Regions from separate parts of the Homo sapiens genome. Here regions 1 and 3 are each linked to region 2. Evidence: chromatin contacts called from ENCODE Hi-C or POLR2A ChIA-PET data. All regions are on one chromosome and are shown on one strand. Each heading gives the region's core, a stretch centred on a gene start or an enhancer-like site at or near the end of the contact. The rest is flanking DNA. Distances are from core to core; before and after follow the strand shown. Region 1 overlaps RFTN1 (raftlin, lipid raft linker 1). Region 2 holds the start of PLCL2 (phospholipase C like 2). Region 3 overlaps RFTN1 (raftlin, lipid raft linker 1).

Region 1 (3,847 bases), core at 878-3,377, 420 kb after region 2:
GTAAACTGTGGGTTTCTGTCCGAGTTTTAGCTGCTCCTGTGGTACCAACCAGGGCCTGCCCTTGGGCTAAAAGCCATCAGAGACAAAACCTCGCCCAGTGCAGTACTTTTCTTGCAAGTGTTGATGCCCTCCAGTATCTGCCTGCCTTGGCTTCCTCTCCAGTGCCCTCAGAAAGTTGCTTTGTTTTGTTTTGTTTTGTTTTTATGTCTGTATGTGTGTGTGTGTGTGTGTGCGTGTGTGCAGAGTTTATAGTTGTTATCTGCAGGAGACTTGATCTATAGGAGCATCCTCAGTCATACCAGAAGTGGAGCAGGAAGGACAAATATCCCCATTTTAAAGATAGACAAATGAAGGCCCAGAGAAATCCCATCTCTGGTGTCAGAACACAAGTTTCTGGGTCTGTAGCCTGGACCCCCCTCTCTTTCTGACAGATCTAGGTTCAATTTTCACTTCTGCTCCTTGCTAACCCCATGACCTTGAGCAAGTCACTTAACCCTTTCTGAGCACACAGCTCCTCTGGGTTATTGTCAGGGTGAAATGAGATAACATATCTGGAGCGGCTGGGGCAGAATAAACCTTCAGGAAATGTCCCTGTGTCAACAGAAAGGGTCCTTGGGGATGTACTTGCTGTGATTGTTTGTCCTATCTTCCCCTGGGGTTGACTTTGGCTTTGTGTCCAGTCAGTGCTGTTGTGCAAGGAGGGAAAAAGAAGTAGCTTCATGTTCAAGGTGAGCAAGCATCCTCTGGGCCCAAGGCCGTCCTCTGTGGAAGTCCTGGAGGGGCCTCAGGCCAGCATGTCTGCCCCCAAGCTCCTGGTCCTCTCTCTTCCCCCCTTCCCTCTGTGGAGCACGCCCTACCATGCTCCCCAGTGCGGCATCCTGGAGTCCCACTTTGCGTCTCCAGTTCCTTCCCGCCTGCACCAGGCATCTGTGGAAGGTCGTGCACCTGCCTTTGCACTGTCTCTTGGTGTCAGCTTGTCTTCTCCATTCCTCTAACCAGTGGCCCAGATTTGTCCAGCCTGGATAAGCATAACAGCCTCATAACTGGCTGCTGATGGCAACTCTTGCTATTGTAAAGTGCTTAATAATAATGATGATGATGATAATGATACTATTGGGAAGTATGTAATAACAACAACCGACTCACATAGCACCTAATATATACCAGTCACGCTTCGAAGTCCTTCACATATATTAATTCTTTTAATCCCCACAACACTCAGTGAAGTATATACTATGATTATGCACATTTTACAGATGAGAAAACTGCTAGGGAGTTGCGCAGCTAGGATTTGAACCTTAGTGCCTAGCTCCGGAAGCTATGCCCTTGACTTCTTCAATAGACAGCTAGATATTTTTCACATGTAACCTGTGGGATAAGGACACTGTTATTCTTGTACTTATTTGGACGTGGGATAGGCGGGAACTCAAGGATTGTTAGTGGCCTGTGGCCAAAGGAAACTCCACCTTAGTGGCCAGTGTCAGATGCGATTCAGGCAGGCTGAGTGATGGGGGGAATGGATTGGCCTTTTGGCAGTGAAGAAATGGCTGCATGCCTGCCCTAATGGGCCAGCCACAGGAAGGGGAAGCATACGTACCCTTTTCTGGCTGTGTCTAATTATGTGGCATTTTTTTTGTCTCAGTTATAAAGATTTAATTGCTCCATTGTACTGGGGCACCAGGGCCTCTTATAAGTCATCTTTTATGATTGGTGATAATTGGCTCAGCTTGAATTGGCTACAGCTAGTTGCAATTTCCTTACCATTTTTAATCTGAGATCTGATTTTAGCCTTATCTTTTTTCTGAGTAAAGTTTTTTTTTTTTTTTTTTTTACTCAAACGCTGGGTTGTACGTGAGGAAATGCGTCAGCCTCTCCCCGCTACTCCATCACTCTATTTGGGCTGATTTATGCATTAAGCATCTAATCTAAAGATAGCAAAGATATGAAAAGGCATCTTAAAGTGTTTTAATGGCTTGGAAGAGAAAATCCCACCAAAGGGAGAAACGTGCCCTTCACTCTGTCAGTGTTGTTAGGATCTGATGCCTGATCCCAGGGTGGGGACATTTTTGACAGTCATGGGGTATAGGCAGACAGCATCTAAGGGAGCCCTACTTATCTACCGGAAACTCGAGACAGAATGCAGGTACTTCAAAAACGAACGACAGTGAGGGTTTGGGAACTCCTACAGATAAGTTTCCAAATGAAAAAGATAAGAAGCCTGTCAGCTGAAAGGGAATGAGGAATGAGCCACATAAATTAAGCCGACGGAATTTCTAGAGAGTGAAGTGTGCTGAGGCATCACCAGCCGTGGGATATAAATATAGCTCACCCTGTTATCATTCTGGGGTCTGCAGTCTCCATATTGATGTTTCTATGTTTTGAGTAAGCACTTCCTGAATGTTCCAGTCTTTGAGTCTGGCAGACTTGATTTATGAAGAAAAGATGATGATAATGAATGGGAAAGGCTTGCTGAGGAATTAATTTGGGGGTAGTAGTAAGAGCGAGCCTGCTTCTCTCACCCTCTTTCCCCAAAGTGTACTCTTAGGTGGGTGCTGCCAAAATGCACGAGTGGGGTGAGGGATGAAGCTCTTTTAGACTTCCTTCCTCTGGGGTCTGCTCCCTGCTCTGTCTGCCAGAGATATTTGCTGTGAAAGGCTTTCACCCATTTCTGTCTTCTTTCCTTCCTTTCTTTATTCCTTTCTTCAACTGAACTTTGTTTCCATTCACTTGCATGCCCCTGAAGCTTTTGATGTGCATGAACTGCCGTTGGCTTTTTGCATCTCTGGTTTCCCTTCCATGGCGCACGGTCATCACCTCTTTTGGCCACTCCTCTTTGAGGGCTTTTCTCTGCTTCCCCTTAACCCTGGGCATTCCCCGGGCTCAGGCCCTGCCCACTCTCTTACAGAAGGCTCCTTCCGGGGTCAGCATGTGCTTGGCATGTTTGAGGATCACGAATGAGTCAAGTGTCTGGATCCAGTAGAGATGAGGATGAGTGGCGGGCAGCGGAGGCAGCCGGGGCCATGTCCTGTGTGTAGGGCCTGTGTGGAATGTTGTGGATGGCACTGGAGCAGTCTGAGAAGGAGGGGGCTGCATCTGGATGGCTGAGTTTGTGAGCCAAGGGGCCTCTGCATAAGTGAGGTGTTATTGACCTTGGGATCTTTCTTCCTCAAAATTGAAAGACCAAGGCACTGTGGTTTATTCTCCTGCCTTCCCTCATTTCCAATGCCATCATATCCACTTGATTATTCTTTCCAGCATCTCTCTATGCATCCGTCTGTTTCATTCCTCCCACTGGTTCCCAGGCTCAGGCCTTTAGCTCAGGAGTGGACTACGATCATGATTTCCTTCTACCCAAAACCCTCACCCCCCTTTTTGTTTTGTGTATCTCTCACACATCATTAGACTAAACGCTGCTGGTAACACATTTTTCTCCACACTGACAAGATAAGAATTGACCTTAGGCCTGCCAGTCTCTTTCTCCCACATCTGGCCTTTGCATCCATCCCCCTACTAACCATCTCCTCTTCAATCAGAGTGACCTTCCTTTTTATCCTCCCTCCCTTTGTCTGTAGCGTAATTACTGTGTCTTGACTTGTATTAGATACTCACTGTCTAGAAAGATGGACTGCCTTCCATGTTTTCAGCTATGAGAAGCGTATGTGTGTCTGTGTATGTGTGTCTCAGTGTGTGTGTCTCTGTGTACATGAGTGTCTATACCTACCTCAGTATAGTTCTTGCTTTGAGAAGCTGGCAGTCTTGTTTGGCAGACAGGAGGTATGATTTTGAAATTCGCAGGTAACAGGTTGGAAGAAACTTCTGCCTGTAAAGAAGGTTGGTTTCTGAGGAT
Region 2 (3,693 bases), core at 396-2,895:
AAACTGCGCAAACAGATGACAAAGGGAAATGCAGTTTCACAATTGCCTCTTACATAGAGTAGCAAGATGGTATATTTCACTAGATTACTGCATAAGTTGATAACACCATCAGACATTTTCACAGTACTTGGAAGATTTCTGTAGGTCCAATAAAATTTCAGATACCACCACTGCCAACTCTCTTTACTGTGGCACGTTCTGCCCTCCCACCAGTTATCAGCCACAGGAAGGGTGGGTGCAGCCTGTCAATTTGCTTTGCTGCTCCCTGTCCTGATAACTCCTTGATTTTCAGAAAGCAATGTTTTCATTTGCTCCAAACTTGAGCGAGCCGAATGAGCTGGTCTTGCCTAAGGCTCTGCTCTTCTTAGCTCATCAACTATTTTTTTTTGCACTTCATGTCATGAAAAATATTTTTACATTGCGAACCAAAATGTAACATTAGAATGAAACTAACACAAACTCGGGAGTTCCTAATATTACTTCTTGAGTTTAAAATGCTCAAAACAATCGCTGGCTTTCTTCCGCTAACACTGTGCAAGCAAAACCAAGCAAACTGCCCAAAAGAACTTCCACAGTACTCGAGGCCTGCCTACTGCAGCAAGGAAAAAGATTAAATCGTGTGGAACTGTAATCTCTGAGCTTTTGAGCCTAAGAAAGCGGAAATCTGCATTTATGTTCAGAAATCTACTCTATTTTTCTTTGTGACTGAGTGACCGGATATTAGGAGATTTTGCACCCTCGAAGTGTAAACATTTGTAAGAGCCAACTAACTGTATACGGATCAGAAGAACCCTATTAAATAATCTCTGTTCACCCTCTGTTCGCCGCCTGGGATTTTTAAGAAAATGTTCTCACATTTCACATAATCCCTATCTGTGTTTAAGATACAATAGAAATCTTACAGGGAGTCTGTTAACCAGACTAGGCTACACATAAGAGTATGCCCTACCCCGGCAGGTACAAGGCCCTAATGCCAGACCAATCCTGGAAGAGGTGACAGCCCCAAGTTCAACTGAGGATGTCTGAGCACAGCTCCCCCTGCACATTAGGGATCACCTCTCCATTCTTTCCACATGCCATTTGCATCCAATCCCCGCTCAACCACCCCAAGCACCCATGCTCCAGTGGTTCCTGTTAGCAGTGGGCTTCCTCCTTCCACCACCACTCCCCCAGGGAGAAAATAGAATCCAAGGACGGCTGAGGGTGGGCGATGAGCGCCCTTCTCCCACCTACCTTGATGATGCTGCTCCGGCGGGGCAGGCCGCCCGGCTTGCTCTCCCGGGGGAGGGTACAGACGACCGCGCTGGGGGTCGGGGCGAGCGCAACGCCGCGGGGTCCCCTGGTAGGGCTAGCCCGGGCTTCGTCCCCGGACACGCCGAGGCTGCAGTCTCCGTTGGAAACCCCGCCGCTGTCATAGCGCGCCCGCCCGTGGCCGAGGCGACCTCCCCCGCCACCGCCTTCCCCCACTCCGGCTTTCAGGGCGCCCTTGGCGCCGAGGGCCGGGCCCGGGGAGGTGGGCAGGGCCCCGCCGGCGGCGCCCCCCCGGCCGCACTCCGCCATGGGCGCCCCGCGACCCGCCTGCACAAAGCCGCGTCCTCGCGTCCCCGCGTCCCCGCCGCCGCCTCGGGCCGCCGCGCGCGGCCCCTCCTCCTCTCCTCCCGCCGCCGCCTCGGCCGCTTCTTCCGCTTTTTTTTTTTTTTAATTTAGATGTGATGTTTGTTTCGAGCTCTCGCCTTGCGCACGGTTAAAGTCGCGGCGGCAGAATTATCGGAAGATTCCTGCAGGGGAAAGAAGAGAGAGACGAGTCAGCTCCGGCGCCGGCGGAGCCCCGGCTCTCGGCACCTGGGGAAGGAAAACACGCCCCAACACACGCGCCTCTGCGGGCGCCAAAAATAACCCGCGCGGGCCGGGCGCCCACCCCGGGGCAACCCGCGCCCACCTCAGGGGCCCCAGGCACCCACCCCGAGGTAACGGGGCGCCCACGTCAGGGGCTCGGGGCGCGCTTCCCCGGGGCTCAGAGCAACTGGGGTCGGAGCACCCGCCACGCAGGAAAAGGCGCCCACCTCCGGCGAAGGGCGAGGGGAAGTGGCGGCCGCCCCGACACTCTCTGGACACGCGGAGGCGGCTCCCGAGGATCTCCCGGCCCCGGGCGGGCGGGGGGCGACGCGTGGGTCTCTCCGGACCCTAACTCCCCAGAGGCTGCCGCGTGCCGAGCTCTGTCACGTCCCCTCAGAGCCCCGTTAAGGCCCGCGGCGCCGAGAGGAAGCCCACGGCGGGCAGGGGCGGCCGGGTATGACAATCGCCGTGCGGCCCCGGGGCAGCTCCCGGAGGGGGCAGCCCAGACCCACCCCACCCGCCGGCTGCTGTCTCCTCCCGAGCTCGGCGCTGCCCCCTACAGGCCGCGTGGTCCCTCCTCGGTCGCCCCCTGACCCACCATGAGCCGCCTAGCTCCCTGTCGAGATTGCCGCCGTCGCGGCTGCTGTCACCGAGGCCGGGTCATCGGGCCGCGGGGACCTCAAAGCCGAGTGGACGGGAGCCCCAAGTCATTGCCTATCCTTCGCCTCCCCAGAGCTGCTGCAACTGTCAGTCACCCACCCGGAACCCCGAGGGGCAACTACCAAGTAGGCCTCGGGGCCCGGAACAAGGGTCCCGGGGCTCAGGATCTCGGCCGCTGCGCCTCACTCCTGCCCCAGCCCCGCGCACGGAACTCGTTTCCTTCCCACCCAGTTCGGGACACTCCTCTCTGACTTCCCCAGTAGGTCAGACTCATTTCATACACTGGGACCAATTCCTTTCCCTTGGGCTCCTGATTGATTCAACTAGTTGGAAGGATGCTGAGGCAGGGGTGAAGGCTGGGGTGGCTGGCAGGCTATGAGGGGCAGAGGACATCAGCAGAGCCTATTTCGTGCCCTCTGAGTCTCCACACACAGATTTATCATTGAGACCTTCCCGATTCCCCTACCAGGGATGCCGGCTGGCCCTGCCGGCCTGCGGGGCCCAGCCTAAGTCAGGCTCATCTTTTGGGACAGGATCTCACTTGCAGCGCTACAGCCAGTCCCTCTTCTGGTTCTCACGCACCCACTTAAGGCGGAGTGACTGGCCTAAAAGTCCAAGCTGATCGTGTGGCTTCCGTTCGTAAATATCTCCCCTGGATCTCCCTCCCTGGAGCCAGACAAGACTCAAAACTCCGAAGGGTGAGACCCCAGACCTTCCACCGCCACCCCACGCCCCAGGCCTGGGCCCACCCACCTCTCCATCCCAGGCTCCGTGGGCTCCAGCTTCCTACCCTCTCTGGCACCCCAGCCCTTCCCCAACTCGTGTGCTTTCATTTCCAGGAATGCAGTCCCCGCAGGGCGCAAAGGAGAAACTAATAGTCCAGAGGCGGGGTGAACTTAAAGACCTGGCTTTCATTAGCGTGGTGTTGTAACAGACTGCCAAGGAGCCTCTGAGGAAATGGATTTACGTACATATACATACTCGCCCTTGCCCCTGAAGCAACATCAAATACTTTCATGTTATTCTTGGGGGCGTTTTAATTCTTCCGATCCTCTGAATTCGTGTTTTTGTACATCTCTTTCCAACCTGGGCCTACACACTAACAGAAATAGTTTTTTACATCGAAGGACAATGCTTAGTGTTTTATTCAGTCTCAGCTCTTTTCTTTCTTTTTTCTCGTTGTGTTTCAAAATGTTT
Region 3 (4,020 bases), core at 1,252-3,751, 450 kb after region 2:
CAAAGTCAAAAGGCAAGCAACAAATTGGGGGCAGATACATCAAAAACTAAATTTCCTAATATGTAAAGAGTTCTTACAAACCAATAGAAAAAAAGCCCAATGACTAAATAGGACACGAGGCAAAGATAATGGACAGACAGTTCACAGACAAGGAGACACAGCATTTAAATATGAAATGTTTAATAAGAAAAAATACAAATTACATAATAAGATAAATATAAGTTACCATGTCACAGGGATCTTTTTTTTTCCACTGAGAATTGTCAGAGTATGGGAAAAGAAATAACTTTATACATCACTGATGGCAGATAAATCCATAATACTCTATGGGGGAAATAGCACTAGCTGAAAAAATTACAATGCACACATACATATGTGTGTGATATATATATATATATATATATATATATTTACATCTCTGATTTTTTATTTATTTACTTTTTGTGGGTACATAGTAGGTGTATATATTTATAGGGTACATGAGATGTTTTGATACAGGCACACAATGCATATATTTTTAACCCAGCAATTCCACATCTAGGAATTTATTTTGTATATGTACTATAAGCGCACACATGCAAAATCATGTAGGAATGAGATTTTTCACTAAAAGATTACTTGTAAGAGCAAAAGTTTGCATACTCCATGGTATATCACACAATGGATCTGTAGAAAAGAATGAGAAAGCACTCTGTGTACTGCTATGAAATGGTCTCTTAAGAAAAGTATACTGTTTTGTTTTGTTTTTTTGCTTTTTGAGACGGAGTTTAGCTCTTGTTGCCCAGGCTGGAGTGCAGTGGCGCAATCTCGGCTCACTGCAACCTTCGCCTCCCAGGTTCAAGAGATTCTTCCGCCTCAGCCTCCCGAGTAGCTGGGATTACAGGCATGCACCACCACACCGGACTAATTTTTTATATTTTTAGCAGAGATGGGGTTTCATCATGTTGGCCAGGCTGGTCTCAAACTCCTGACCTCAAGTGATCCGCCTACCTTGGCCTCCCAAAGTGCGGGGATAACAGGCGTGAGCCACTGCCCCTGGCCGAAAAGTATACTGTTAATTGATAAAAATTGATTCTAAAAAGCTAGGTGTGTAATGTTATGCTGACATTTGTGTAGAAGAGGAGGGAAATATATAGACCTGTTCACTTTTGTATGAATTCTTTGATTGTTAATGCATATACACACAAAAAGATAATACTGATTTCCTCTAAGGAAATAAATGTAGGAGGTAGAGGATAGGGCTAGGATGTAGACTTTTCACTGAATACACATTTGTACCTTTTGACTTTTGAACGTTGTTTGCCCTTCTCAAAAATAAATAAATTAAAAATCCAAATTTTAAAATAATTCAATAGGTGAAAATATTCCTGGTTTTTATTTGTGTAATTCTAATGCTGAATTAAAGTGTGTTTTCAAATATTGGTTAGCCTTTTACACTTTTAAGGCAATTGCCTATTCATATATTTTTCCCGTTTAAAAATTATTTTGGGGTGGGGAGTGTTTTGCAAATTTAAGGAAATTAGCCCTTTGTCTTAAGGGTCACAGAAATTTTGTTCCAGTTTGTCTTTTGACTTTGTTTATGCTGCTTTTTGCCACCTAGTATTTTTATATTTGCTCAATGTATTTTTCTTCTTTTCCCTTCCCTTCTTCCTTTCTTTCTTTATTTCTGTGTGTTTTTTTTTAGAGGGTGGAAATGACTTTTTCATTGTGATCACTGATAAGACGACTCTAGATCTAAGACAGTCCATTATTATTTTATTTTATTTCATTTTTGAGACAGTGGCTTGCTCTGTTGCCCAGGCTAGAGTGCAGTGGCCCTATCATGGCTCACTGCAAACCTCCCCATTTCCAGCTCAAGCGATCTTCCCACCTCAGCCTCCTGAGTAGCCAGGACCACAAGCACTGGCTAATTTTGAGGGGGTTTTTTTGTTTTTGTTTGTTTGTTTGTTTGTTTGTTTGTTTGTTTAAGAGAGACCGAGTTTTACTATGTTGCCCAGGCTGGTCTCAAACTTCTCGGCTCAAGCGATCCATCTGCCTCGGCCTCTCAGAGTGCTGGGATTATAGGCCTGAGCCATCACGCCTGGCCGACATCCAATTATTAATGCCTTTGGGTGATTTGGAAAACGACAGGCTGCTTATAAAGTCTGTTTGAAGACAGTAAAAACTGGGACAAACTCATTTTAGCAGTGACCTAGAGGATCCTCCCCGAGGGCAAGGGAAGAGGGGTTTGGGCAGGGCTGAGTGGGCGTTGTGATGGGTCTTTGATGAGCCTCTCCTCTCTCCACTCCAGCGGAGCTCCCTGGGTCCTCAGCAGTGAGGCTGGCCTCCCTGCGTGACCTGCCCGCCCAGCTCCTGGAGCTGTACCAGCAGGGCTTCTCGCTGGCGGCCCTGCACCCCTTCGTGCAGCCCACCCATGAGCGGGAGAAGACGCCCCTGGAGCACATCTTTAGAGCCATCCTGATCAAGAAAACCGACAGGTAAGGCCTCCACGGGTGAATGGGTAGCATCCTGTTGCGGCTAAGTTATGCTCAATAGAGGAGGGGAAGTGAGAGGATGGGGTTGGGGGTTGAAATTTGCATGCTGTCCTCAGGGCCTCAGCCCTCAGACAGGTGAGGCAAACAGTTAGACAACCAGAGAGGTTTCTTTCCTAGCATCCTGCGATGAAAAACAAATGCATGTCCAACTGCAAGTAGAGAGTTCCATTTTACATTCTTTCCCTCTTTTAACTCACTGGATTAAACTCAGCTAGAAAAATGTCTCCTCAGAAGAAGCATATGCCCAGAATGATGTGGCTAGTAAAAGTGCAATACTTTTAAACTGAAAGGCATGACTGGAAAACAAATAATTTTGTTTAGAGGCTATAGACAAACTTAATGTCTTCCCGCAAAGTCTAGAAATACTTTAACATTTTGCGCCTACCATAAATTCTGTCAATCACTTGACAGTTAAAAAAATACAAAAAATAAACACCACCTAAATAAAATGCTATAATTGGTTTGGTCTTGATTTAGATTTTCAGGGCTTGGGGATGTTTTTCAGTTTGGCTTGCCCAGTTGAATGCTTATGCCTATATTTCAGTTGAGCCTAATTAAGAAAAGAGAAGTGGGGTTAGTCTTTCAAAAGGAACAATATTAATTTTTTTAAAAAAAAAAAACAGTGAGGATGGGATGGAGAGAGCAGTATGTTTTTCCTGCTTTCATAAAAATAAAAATTAAAATGAAGTCTGGGAAAGGAAATCAGATTTGTCTTTTGGCCAACTATCATAGAAGGAATGACAGCATGTGCCACATTTTAAAAAGGGAGTACAGAGCAGCTCCTCCTTGTTCTCTCCTTTTAAAGTCACTTTGCAGGTAGACAAAGCATTTGGCTGGTGTGCTCATAAGGGACAGCTGTGAGGCATGAGGTTGCGTGTCTAAGACTGACTCCTCTTTCCTTTCCTTTCCTTTATTTCTTCATGGTTGATCAAGCTCTGGGGCTCTTACTCTACATCAACACACATTACGTCAACACACATTAGAATTCAAAGTGAAAGGTGGTGCATGTTTTTGCTCGAACCCAGAATTCACACATGTTTTGGTAGGGCAAGACTTTTCTCAGTGTCTGCCTTTTATGTGTATTAGTTTGTCTTTCTCTCTCTCTCTCTTTTTTTTTTCTGTAGAAACAAGGTCTCGCTATGTTGCCTAGGCTGATCTTGAAATCCTGGCCTCAAGCGATCCTCCCACCTTGGCCTCCCAAACCACTGGGATTATGGGTGTGAGCCACTGAGCCTGGCTGCATATTGGTTTCTTTTCTTTTCTTTTTTATTTCCTTGAGATGGGGTCTCACTCTGTCACCCAGGCTGGAGCACAGTGGCATGATCTCAGCTCACTGCAACCTTTGCCTCTCAGGCTTAAGCCATCCTCCCACCTCAGCCTCCCAGGTAACTGGGACTACAGGTGCACGCCACCATGCCTGGCTAATTTTTTTATTTTGGGTAGAGACCGGGTTTCGCCATGTTGCCTAGACTGGTCTGGAACTTCT

Evidence for each region. A loop is a pair of places that touch in the nucleus more often than their neighbours do. ChIA-PET counts read pairs that join two places held with the same protein, here RNA polymerase II (POLR2A). Pooled maps may share reads with other maps.
Region 1: a loop to region 2 is called in a map of naive thymus-derived CD4-positive, alpha-beta T cell, with 4 times the contacts of the local background. The contact joins the enhancer-like site here to the promoter of PLCL2 in region 2. A Hi-C loop is called at or near these places in 1 of 168 maps with a recorded cell type or tissue (naive thymus-derived CD4-positive, alpha-beta T cell). POLR2A ChIA-PET finds 5 or more read pairs at or near these places in 1 of 52 experiments (OCI-LY7).
Region 3: a pooled map shows a loop between it and region 2 (3-fold over the local background). The contact joins the enhancer-like site here to the promoter of PLCL2 in region 2. A Hi-C loop is called at or near these places in 1 of 168 maps with a recorded cell type or tissue (OCI-LY7), 1 of 37 single-sample maps with no recorded cell type and 5 of 50 pooled maps.

What each region holds. Positions count from the first base shown.
Region 1 is chr3:16,466,616-16,470,462 of GRCh38, reverse strand. All of the region lies in intron 2 of RFTN1 (raftlin, lipid raft linker 1), which reads left to right. Among named protein-coding and RNA genes, the nearest start is that of RFTN1, 45 kb to the left of the region's middle. RefSeq lists enhancers at 2,540-2,669, 2,910-3,039. Within about 2 kb of position 2,127, at least 7 of the 41 ENCODE cell types and tissues checked have a DNase peak (open chromatin) inside an H3K27ac peak, as active enhancers do.
Region 2 is chr3:16,882,907-16,886,599 of GRCh38, reverse strand. PLCL2 (phospholipase C like 2) reads right to left here and starts at 1,645. Exons shown (of 6, transcript NM_001144382.2): 1 at 1,234-1,645. The coding sequence starts at 1,560. It overlaps LOC105376972 (a long non-coding RNA gene), which reads left to right and starts at 2,258. Exons shown (of 3, transcript XR_002959616.2): 1 at 2,258-2,755; 2 at 3,030-3,194; 3 at 3,336-3,672. RefSeq lists enhancers at 795-1,294, 1,295-1,790, 2,793-3,501 and silencers at 1,283-1,612, 1,823-2,492.
Region 3 is chr3:16,432,308-16,436,327 of GRCh38, reverse strand. RFTN1 (raftlin, lipid raft linker 1) reads left to right here. Exons shown (of 10, transcript NM_015150.2): 3 at 2,291-2,477. Among named protein-coding and RNA genes, the nearest start is that of RFTN1, 79 kb to the left of the region's middle. RefSeq lists a silencer at 2,474-2,603. Within about 2 kb of position 2,501, at least 3 of the 41 ENCODE cell types and tissues checked have a DNase peak (open chromatin) inside an H3K27ac peak, as active enhancers do; they include OCI-LY7, where a contact is called at or near this core.